Linked DNA regions of Mus musculus: region 1 is linked to region 2. Evidence: chromatin contacts called from ENCODE Hi-C data. All regions are on one chromosome and are shown on one strand. Each heading gives the region's core, a stretch centred on a gene start or an enhancer-like site at or near the end of the contact. The rest is flanking DNA. Distances are from core to core; before and after follow the strand shown.

Region 1 (5,940 bases), core at 2,222-4,721, 220 kb after region 2:
CATGTACAATACACACATGCACACATATACACAGGCATAATACACACATGCACATATATACACACCCACAATACACACACCCACACATACACACACGCACCCATACACACATGCACATATACACATATGCATACACACACGCACATGTACACACATGCACACGTGCACACATACACACATACACACATACACACATGCACATGTACACACATGCACACATACACACATGCATACACACATGCACACATATACACATGCACCCATACACACATGCACATTAAAAACATGTACACATACACACATGCACCCATACACACATACACACATGAACACATACACACATGAACACATACACACATACACAGATTTACTCATACACACATGTACCCATATACATACCCACACATACACACATGCACACATACACACACATGCACACAGACTCACTTATACACACATTAACACTCATGCACATGCACACAGACTCATACACATACACACACAGACTCCCTCGTACACTTATACACACTCACACACAGACACACTCACACACAGATTCATTTACACACGCATAAACATAATACAGAGAGACTCAGATTTTTTTCTCACACACAGATACAGAAACACACACAGAGACACTCATACACACACACTATAAGATACGTAAAGTGTGGTAGTTAGGCCTGGTGATACTCCCATCACCCCAGCTACTCAGGAGGCTGGGGTGGGCAAGGTTACACATTTGCACCTTGGCTGGGCAACTTAGTGAGACCCTGTCTCAAAATAAATATAAAACAAGCAAATAAGTAAGAAGAGGATGAAGAGAAGAAAGGAAGACAGACAAGATGACTCACCAGCTAACGGTGCTTGCTGCCAAGCCTGGGGACTTGAGCTCTACCCCCGGGGTCCCACCTGGTGGAAGAAAAGAACCAGATCTTTCAGGTTGTCCCCCTGGTCTCCACAAGATGTCACACACACATGAAAGAAATGCAAAAAACATAATAGAATCTGTTTGGTTGGTTGGTATAGTTTGGTTTCTAGACGGGGGTTTCTCTGTGTAAGCCTGGCTCTCCTAGAACCTACTCTGTAGGCCAGACTGGCCTCAAACTCAGAGACCTGCCTGCCTCTGCCTCCCAAGTGCTGGGATTAAAGGCGTGTGCCACCACCACCAAAGAAAATTGTATGATTATAAAAGGAAATATTATATTTGAAATGAAAGGCCTTGTCATTTTATTTTTGAGTGAGAAAGAATTTGGACACCAATCAGGAAATTAAAGAAATAACGCAGGGTTCTTCTCTGGGCTAAGTCATACCTAGCAGAACTACACATAGTATGTCTGCACGGCCTCCTGAGTTCTGTTTTGTGTATGTAGCAGGCAGGCCTGGCCATCAGCACCTTTCTCAGAATCCCACCACCAGCTCCAGTCCTAGAACTCTACAACCCTGGGACCTTCATGTGACTCCACTCCCGTGTTTCACAGAATGTGAAATGTGGGAAATACTGCATCGCTGAGTTTAAACACTGTAGGATATTTGAGCAGGAAGGTGTCTTAAAGATTATCTAATCCAGCGGGTATACTTTTGGTAATTATAACAGCGAACGTGTATAACGTTTACCGCCGGCTGAGCGGTCCGAAGCCCTTAGCATGTGCGACTCACTTTCAATCCGCGTAGATCCTCAGAGATGGGACAGGCCAGGAATGGAGATTCAACCCTTTCTCCAAGACAGCCAGTCCGAGGTGCGATCAGATTTGGGCTCAACTATTCTGCGTTAAGCATTTGTGTTTGCGACCACTGTTCTAGTAACAGAGAAGGCCAAGACTGTGAGGTGTGAGGTGGCTTGCCCGGGTGCCAAATCGGAGGTGGTGGGCGTGGGGGTGGGGACACCAGAACTCATAGTTACTAGCCCCGATTCATTGCTATTTTTAATGGTTTTTAATTTTTTTAAAATATCACTTTGTGTACCTGTATAGGGGATACCTGCATGCCCTGGCACCGCGTGGAAGCCAGAGACTGACTCTGGGCCTCATCTTCCATCACGAGGGTCCCAGGGGTTGCGCTCAGGCATCCAGCATGAGCCTTCACCACTGGGCCCTGCCACCGGCCCTCGGTGTTTCATTTGATTCTCAATTCCCTGCTCTGATTATTCGCAACAGCTGTGGATTATTCCAGTCCTCTCCTGAGGTTTTCTCCGAAGGGCAAGCAGACATTGGCTCCACGTGGCTGTGGAGAGTACACTGGGCTATACCGCAGTGGGCCCTTGTTGACCAGAGCGGTGTGTGAACCACTGTTGTCAGCCAGCAGCCGAAACCAGGGAATCCTCAGACCAGCAGGTTAGAGTCTGGGCCTTCTGCCAAGCCCTTCCACGACAGAGGACTGCCTGCGCTAGACATGTTTCAGCCAAATTATCTGTCTCTGAAATGCACTAAGCCTGTTTATAAAGCTTTGCTGGAGGATGCTGGGAAAACAAAACAAAACTTCTCTAAGGCTACCTCCCAGACTTACCCCGAGCCCTGCTGAGAAACAGGGCCCTTGGGGAGACTGTGACAGAATATTAACCTGCTGAAATAACCCAATACAGATGTGTGTCAGGGCAGGTAACACTCAGGAACAGCGGGCCTCAAAGTGTTAGGAAATAATGGGAAAAACTTAAAATGGAGAACATGCTCTTCCTTTTGGAACCAGGAGCCATCTGTTTCTATTCCATATTCATAGCAGAGTCCCGTGACCCAGCCCATGGACTACGGACCCTGCTGAGCCCTCTAAGAAAAAAACATTACAGTAACCAAAGTGTTAGGCCTGACAAAGAGGAGAGAGAGACTAGAGGCCACCAGAGTGAGCTGCAGCTAACGTCCAGGCCAGCTTAGTCTCGGTGATCTTTTGGGATTGGATGGTCAGGACAGACGGGTCCTAAGAGGGGTCATTCTCACCTCTCCTTTTCTGGAGGAGGAAACTTCTAGCTGGAGAGTATATTGCATGCAAATGCAAGCTTCACGGAGGTACGCGTTTCTGGACAACACTGCCCACAGTACTGAGAACGCTCGACTATGGCACAGAATAAGCTTGGCTTTTTTTTTTTTTTTTTTTCTGAGCCTTCCCTGGGTTGTTCAAATAACAGCTAAGCTCTGGCGTCGTAAACGACCGTTCCCTAACATTCCTGGCTTGAGGCTAAGGTTTCCACACACTTTCATTGTTGGTGTTGCTACTGCTGTTGTTTTTCAAGACAGGGTTCTAGCCGGGCAGTGGTGGCACTTGCCTTTAATCCCAGCACTTGAGAGGCAGAGGCAGGCGGATTTCTGAGTTCAAGGCCAGCCTGCTCTACAAAGTGAGTTCCAGGACAGCCAGGGCTATACAGAGAAACCCTGTCTCGGAAAAAAAAACAAAAAAAACAAAAAACAAACAAACAAACAAAAAAACCACAGGGGTTTTCTGTAGCCCTGGCTGTCCTGGAACTCCCTGCAGACCATGCTGGCCTCTCTGCCTCAGAGTGCTGAGATGAAAAGCCTGCACACCGCCTGGCTCTTGGCGCTGTTCTATTAATAGGTGCTAGGGAACTAAGGAGACAGGGTCCCTTTTGTTGAAGAGTATCTGTACTGGGGATACCCATCCCTGGGCATGCTGACGGGCTCCAGTTACGAGTGTGAGATGTGTGTACCAATCTTGTAGAGGACTTGAATTCAGATCCCACCACAACCCGGGTGCAACCACCTGTAACTCCAGCTCCAGAGGGTCTGAAGCCTTTGCCTTCCAATGGTAAATGTGCTCCCATACCTCCCCCCACCACACACACACACACACACACACACACACGCACGTAAAAATAAAATCTTAAAGATTAAACAACAAATAAAGAAAAGAAGTCAGGATAACTGCTACTATAATCACCATTAAGTAAGGAATGGACTTGATAAAGTGGATGGGAAAGAAACCGAGGTGGCACTGTCAAGAGCTGTCTCTTGGAGAAGTGACATTTACATGGCCACCTAAACGACAAGGACGACAAGGACGAGGAGCCCTCCATGCAAAGAATATGGGTTGAGAGCATTCCAGGCAGAAGGAACGGTTAATGCAAAGCCCTCGGGCAAGGGCAGCTCACTGGGCTCTAGAAAGACAAAGAAAGCCAGTGAGGCCAAAGCGGTAGATGAGGTCAGAGCGGCAGGCAAGCCCTGGCTGGCGCAGAAGCGCACAGGCCACTGGAAGGAGTCTGGATTCCATTCAGAGTGTAATGAGAAGCCTCTGGAGGTGTTAAGCTCGGAAGTGGCACACTCTGATTTATGGTTTTAAGAGATCATGCTGGCTTCTGGGTGAAGAATGAACCGTGGGATGAAGGGATTGGAGGGGAACCACTTAGGAAGCTATTACAATGGGTCCAGCAGAAGGAACCGCAGCTTAGGCAAGGACAGCAATAGTGGCTGGGAGAAATGACAAAGACTCAGGCAATGTGAATTGGAGTACCCCGTACCTGCTGCGGTTCCTTTGGTAACTCTCATTCTCGTCAAATCGTTATCAGCAAGCAACAAATATTTGCCAGGGACCTATACTGTGCCAAACATCGTACTGGGCACTGAAATACCAGTCCAGAGGAGAAGCCACGTTCCACTCCATTCTGCCCACGTGCTGGAGGAACATGCCTCACCCTGATATCCCTGCCCTGTCCTCGATGGGCAGAGGTGGGGAGTGGGGTGTTGACAGTTGGAAAATTGATGCCATAAAACAGAAGAGTTCAAAGTCCCCTCAAGATCTCTGAGCAAAGACCAGGAGAACCCCAAGCTTCCACAGTTAGGAAAGAGGGAGCAGAGAAGCCTCTCGCGGCTCACACTGCTCTTTATCTTCTGAGTTCCCACAGCCCAGTCTGACAGAGCCCCCCTCAAACTTCATCACTTCGCCACTAGTTTTTGTTATCCCAAACTCCCCAACCCCACTTCGGGAATTTTTTTAGTCTCTTGTGCCCCCTGGTGGCACATTCTGGGTACTGCGGTCCATAGTTGTCTCGGTTTCACGACTCGCGATAATTTGAAGACTGGGAAAGTCTGGAAGAGCTGAAATGTCACTGCACCGGGGCACAGGACTATATCAGTTTCCCGGAATTGGAGGCAGGATTTAGCCCTCCATCTACGCTGAACATGATGCCAGAATCACCTTTTGTCTATGAGTCGAATAAACCAGCCAGTCTCAGTCACCAGTGTGTTCAGAGAGCACTGATCAGAGAATCTTTGGACATTTACACCCAGAGGTTTGGAGCTGATGACATCAGGGAGGGTGATTAGAATGCCACAAGAACAGAAACCCCCTTCCATCATTCTGTTCCTGCTTGGCTTTCAAGTCTGACCTTTCCCAGTTCTGAGTAAGTGTCTCACTAACATTTTGACAAATGTCACTCATACTTCCATTAGTTAGAGTTTGTTTCTATTTTTTCAGACAAGAAGATACCCGGAACGTTGGACAATTAGGCAAGTCTCTTTGAACCTCAGTTCTTCCTTTGTAAAGAGGGAAAAGCCGGGCAGTGGTGGCACTTGCCTTTAATCCCAAGCACTTGGGAGGCAGAGGCAGGCAGATTTCTGAGTTCGAGGCCAGCCTGGTCTACAGAGTGAGTTCCAGGACAGCTAGAGCTACACAGAGAAACCCTGTCTTTTTTTTTTTTTTTTTTTTTTTTACTGCCCTGTGAGAAACCCTGTCTTGAAAACAGTTATAGTCGGGCAATTATAACTAAATGGTTCTGTCCACCAGGAAATGGGGTGTAGTCTAATAGAATGATCTGTTTTAGGGTATCAAAGCCACAAGAAACTGTCTGTGTGTGGGGGTGCTGCATGCGTGTGGATGCTCTTGGAGACCCGAGAGGAGCATCAACCCCCCCCAGAGCCATTGTGAGCTGTTCACCTGGGTGCTGGGAACTGAACTTGGGTCCTCTGGAGGAGCAACAAACACTCTTAACTGCTGAGC
Region 2 (5,219 bases), core at 817-3,316:
CAAGTAGCCCTGACAGATATCTATGGAATATTTCACCTAAATACCACAGAACACACATTTTTCATAGGGCCTCACCCTGCCCTGAAATCTGGCAGTCTAGGGCTGCAGGAAGACAGGAAGTCATTGTCTTCAGTGGTGTAGCCACTGGGAAGCTACCTCTGCTATGGTTTCGCCCCTTTGCCCGAGGGACTGACCCTGGTTAACAGGTCCCAAAGCAAAAACTCAACTACAAAAACTAAGAGAGGCAGGACTAGCCTCTCCCTCAGCAGCTTTGGGAGTAACCGACCCTACATGGTACCTTCATTCCAGACATTAGATCTCTGTAACTGTGAAAAAATACATTTTCATTGCTTTTTTTTTTAGTGTTTTATACATTGAGATAAGTTTAATCTCATAAAGACAACCAAAAGCTTTAAAATGCCCATCAACTTTGAATTACATAAGTACAGAAATGTTGTTTCCTATGTAGGTAACGGATTTTTCACCCGAGTTGCTCAAGTGACCAAACCACCCATAATTATTTATTAATTCACTTTACATCCTGCCCGCACTCCCCTCCCTCCTTTCCCCCAGCCCCACCCTCACACACCCATTCCACCTCCTAGAGAAGGGGAGGCCACCCATGGGTTTTAAGGACTCAATATTGTGGTAATGTGTTATCACATCACCACGAGGAAAATACTTCACAGCACAATGGACTATTACATAGTAATGCAAAAGAATAAACTATTGACATACACAGTAAGATGAATAAATATAAAAATAATCAATCCACAAAAGGTACATATTATATAACATTATTAATTTAATATGCTGCAATTGTACTTTATAGTGACAGAAAACTTATCAGTAATTGCTTCAGGATGGGAAAAATACTAAAGGCAAGTAAGGTGAGTTAATAATTAAAACCAGGGGGCAGGGGGAATGGCTCATCGGTTGAGAGCACTGACTGATCAGACACACACACACACACACACACACACACACACACACTTTGAGGCATAGCCAGTAGCTCACAGCTGTCTGTAACTCCATTTCCAGGGGATCTGACACTCTCCCAGACATGCAGGCAGGCAAAACACTAATGCAAATAAAATTCAAAATAAATGAATCATTTTTTAAAATAATTTTAAAGAGATGCAAGGAAACTGTGTGTCATGGGTAAGCTTTGACCTGAGCTGTCAGGTGTACCATCTCACGTGACAAGAGAGACTGGGTGGGTGGAATTAGAATTTAATTTTGGATGGAGTGGAAGTGTCAGTTGGTTTGTGGACCATGTCTGTCCATGAAGGGATAAAAGTCTACACGGTGTGAGAAGATGGGCTTTTCTATCGGGGGCTGGTCCTGTCATTCTGTCACGGGTTAAATAATTGTGACTGCACTTCAGATTCCAGATGAAGGATTTCACACTCTCCTGCGGCTTCACTGAATCTCCCCCGCTATCACCCAGGCAGACTAGGGGCTCTGGGATGGTGTTCTTCTGCATGCCATCTTGCTGAACCCATGCCAAAGTTCCCACTTTGCTGGGAAGGCTGCACCTTGGCCCCAGTGCTTCTCTAAGGCTGCTCCTCCCGAGAGCCTGGACAGAAAAGCAGCAGCAAGACCTTGGTCCTGGTGCTGCTTAGACTTTTAGGAACCTTAGCTTTCAGTTTAATATTCGTTATCGCCAATTATTTTTGGCGATTTTTTTCCAAGTCAGAAACGTTTGAAATTCAGAACAAAAACATTTATCTTTACAGAAACCTTGAAGTCAGGTTTCTCAGGCCCTCTTTGGAAACTCGGAACAGAAGATAAATTCTGCTTTTTTGGGTCTCGCTCTGAAGATCAACAGATGTTTTATAAAACTATATAGAGGACAATAAAGGAGGCAAGGTCTCTAGAGACTAAACATAAAAATGTCATATTGTCTCTTCATTTCACCGACATGGGGTGGAGGTGACAGGGCCAGAGGCGAGCTGGGAGAGAGCTAATCCCCGCCCCACACACACCTATGACGTCATAGCTGAAGTCATAAAGTGTTGGGAGGAAAGGGTTAGCCTCAGGAGGAGGGTTGTGGTATGGGGTTCAGAAGGGAGAAAGCTTAAGGGGAAGGGTGTGAAGCATGGTCAGGTGAGTTTCTGACGGTGTGGAAGCTGAGGAAGGGTGTCAGTGGGAAGAGGAGGATGGAGCCCCACCAAAGGCAGGCGGGCTTGTTCCTCATCTGGACGTCTGCTTTGGCCTTGCAGACCCCAAGCATAATGACTATAGAGTTTCCTCCCCACAAAGCAATTGCCAGTGAGAGCTGACTGACCTCCCTCTGCCCAGCTTCCCCCCCTTAGCAGATGACTGATTCGGCATTCACGGTCTGCTCCTTTCCCGTCTTGCCTTAGATCCTATCTCAGCTAAGGAGCCTCTGGCCAGCCCCTTTCCTACATTGTTAAATATGATTTCTTCAGCTTATGAAGGAGAGCTTTCTTTACACATACCTCCCCTTCACACACACACACACACACACACACACACACACACACACACACACACTCAAAACAAGGACATCTATTGATGTAAGCCATGACACAGGTTCCTGTGCAGAGAAAGAGTATTCTTACCGTATGTCTGAGAGTCTCCTCTTATTTATTTCAGGGCCTGAAACTCTCTCCATCTTCAGCTCCAGGGGCCTGGCCATACCAAAAAAACATAGGCAAGAATGACATCTAAGCAGCAGAGAAGGTAGATTGCACCACCCACACCCTGAAAGAGCCCTTTGCTTGGCTTTATCTGCAGGGGGAGAGGCATCTCCTCTCCTCCCATTTCCATCTGGCCGCACCCAGGGTCCATGGGGACTTCTTTGTGTTCCCCCATCTCCTTGGTAGAAGGGACAACAGTCTCTCCATTCTAGCCAAGAAGGTGGGCTTGCTCTGTTCCTCTAAGGGTTGGCTGGGCGCTTCATCCTCCAAACACGGATCGTCCCAGAGCCAATGCTCTCTGAGCCCTTTGTGCCCTTTCTAGCATGAGTCTAAGCCAGACATTCAAAACCATGCTTCCAGATTGGAGAGATGGCTCAGTGGTTAAGAGCACTGACTGTTCTTCCAGAGGACCTGGGTTCGAATTCTAGCACCTACATGCTAATTCACAACTGTAAACTCCAAAATCTGACACCCTCACATAGACATACCTGCAGGTAAAACTCTAATATACATAAAATAAAAACAGTTTAAAAATGCTTCCCTCGCACTAGGATAGAAAAAGACAAAGCAAAAGACTATTTCTGTTAAATAAAAGAAGCTAAGTAGAAGACCTAGACAATGTCAGCTAAAATGAAAAGAATACAGTTTCTGTGGGTTTTTATACATCAGGGAAGCTTCAGGAAGGAACCAGAGCTTGGCTCAAGTCCTTGAAGCACATGACAGATGTTCTGAGATTAAGATGTCTTGGACTCTCTGCTGAAGAAAAGGGTGTTGTTGTTGTTGTTGTTGTTGTTGTTGTTGTTGTTGTTGTTGTTGTTTTGTTGGCAATAAAAGTATACAAGACACTGGACAGATAACACAAATCACAATAATGTTTGGAATGTACTTAACCACTGCAAAGGCCTTCCTATAAGTCTCCAAAGCCCTTTCCCTGTGTCACAGCCTGATCTGCTGCTCATCGGAGCAGGCCTTTCACACATTGGTGCCCAGCTCATGAAGGCTCAATCTTTCTACCTCAAGTTCGGGTAATTCTGTGTATCTGTCTCTCTCCTGCTCCAGGTGTCCTCTCTTCTGCTTTTCTGTTCTCATCTTTGTCACTCTAGCTTCATGACAACACACATATACAGAGAGAGAGAGAGAGACAGAGAGAGAGAGAGAGAGAGAGTTACTTGTCCCACTGTCCTTATCAACTGTGATTAGTCACCACCTGTTTAAAAGAACTTGGATTAAATATCAACATGGGCTGGAAAAAAATGGCTCAGTGCTTAAGAGCATGTATTGTTCTTTCAAGGACCCAAGTTTAGTTCCCAGCATCTGTGTCGATCAGCTCACAGTCACTGAAACTCCAGTTCCAAAGTGATCTGAGTCCTCTGGCATCTGAGGGCACCCACACTCATGTACACATACACACACACACACACACACACACACACACACACACACACACACACACACACACATCTACATATAACTAAAAATACAATGTCTCTATAAGCAAAGGCCCTGGTGGATCCTAATCTTGTTCTCTATACCCCTGGAACAGATGTATAGAACCCAAGGGAATGAATGAAGGATATTTTAGGATAAGGGCCATGGCTTAGACTGGAATGAGGAATGGCTATGCTCAGATAACTTGAGTCTCCTGTAGGATTCCTGGGCGATGTCTATCCTGTTCTATCCTGAACACATGCTCATTAAGGGTCCTGTCTTAAATAGAGATCTTCTGGGGCTCAGCATCCTTTAGGGACTCTTTGCTGTCTTCTGGGTCCCCAGACTAATAGAGAGTAAGGGTACTAATGCTTTCCCTTGGAAAAGCTACTTTCTGATGGCAGGGGCAGTTTAAGCAGGACCCCAGACAGAGACAGCAGGGTCCTCGGGTTCTTAAGTATGTTTTCCCTCCATCACCTTCCCCTCTCTTTTCAAATCCTATCTGAGGGACTCTATCCAGAGGAGCCTGAAACAGGTCTATGAAGCAATGGCCTCTTGCAGATCATTGTCAATCTCTTGGATTCCTTTGGGGTATCACGCCTACACAGTCCACATGTGACCAGAAGCTCTGAGTGAAGGTTTTTCAGGGACCCCATACTCAGCCCTCCCTCCCGGATGATGATGGCATTCTAGTAGTACTTAAGAATAAGACCTTGTTGGGCCATAGATGCACTACTGGATTTTTGCTTATAGCTCATTTCATTTTGACACTACACCCCTGACTTAAAGAGGTCCCTGTACTATACCACCCTTGTATTGTCGTTCTCTGAAATTGCATTTCCTAATAAAGAAAACAAGAATAAGACCTTCAGTTCTGCTCCCCGAGATGAGCAAAGTCTTTCCAGCTCTTCCTCAGTATGCCACTCCAACTCTATCAGAAGTCGCCAAGGAAAACTAGAATGCACTTGGGGACACAAAGACGACAGAGGTTTTATAATTGCATGCACTTCCTCCAAGGGGACCTAGGTAGGTCAAAGACAAGAGAGGGGAGTGGCTCTGACAGGCAAGAGAATGGTGCCACCTTCAGCACTGCTGAAGTGGCGTACTCAACGTTCTGTATAACGA

What was found. Hi-C counts contacts between places; a loop is a spot of excess contacts on that map.
Region 1: a map of v-Abl transformed pro-B cells shows a loop between it and region 2 (2.6-fold over the local background). The contact joins the enhancer-like site here to the promoter of 1700031M16Rik in region 2. A Hi-C loop is called at or near these places in 1 of 37 maps with a recorded cell type or tissue (v-Abl transformed pro-B cells).

The regions. Positions count from the first base shown.
Region 1 is chr15:98,612,405-98,618,344 of GRCm38, forward strand. No RefSeq gene overlaps it. Among named protein-coding and RNA genes, the nearest start is that of Adcy6, 11 kb to the left of the region's middle. Within about 2 kb of position 3,472, at least 1 of the 3 ENCODE cell types and tissues checked has a DNase peak (open chromatin) inside an H3K27ac peak, as active enhancers do.
Region 2 is chr15:98,396,379-98,401,597 of GRCm38, forward strand. 1700031M16Rik (RIKEN cDNA 1700031M16 gene) reads left to right here and starts at 2,067. Exons shown (of 11, transcript NR_015496.2): 1 at 2,067-2,109; 2 at 2,623-2,709.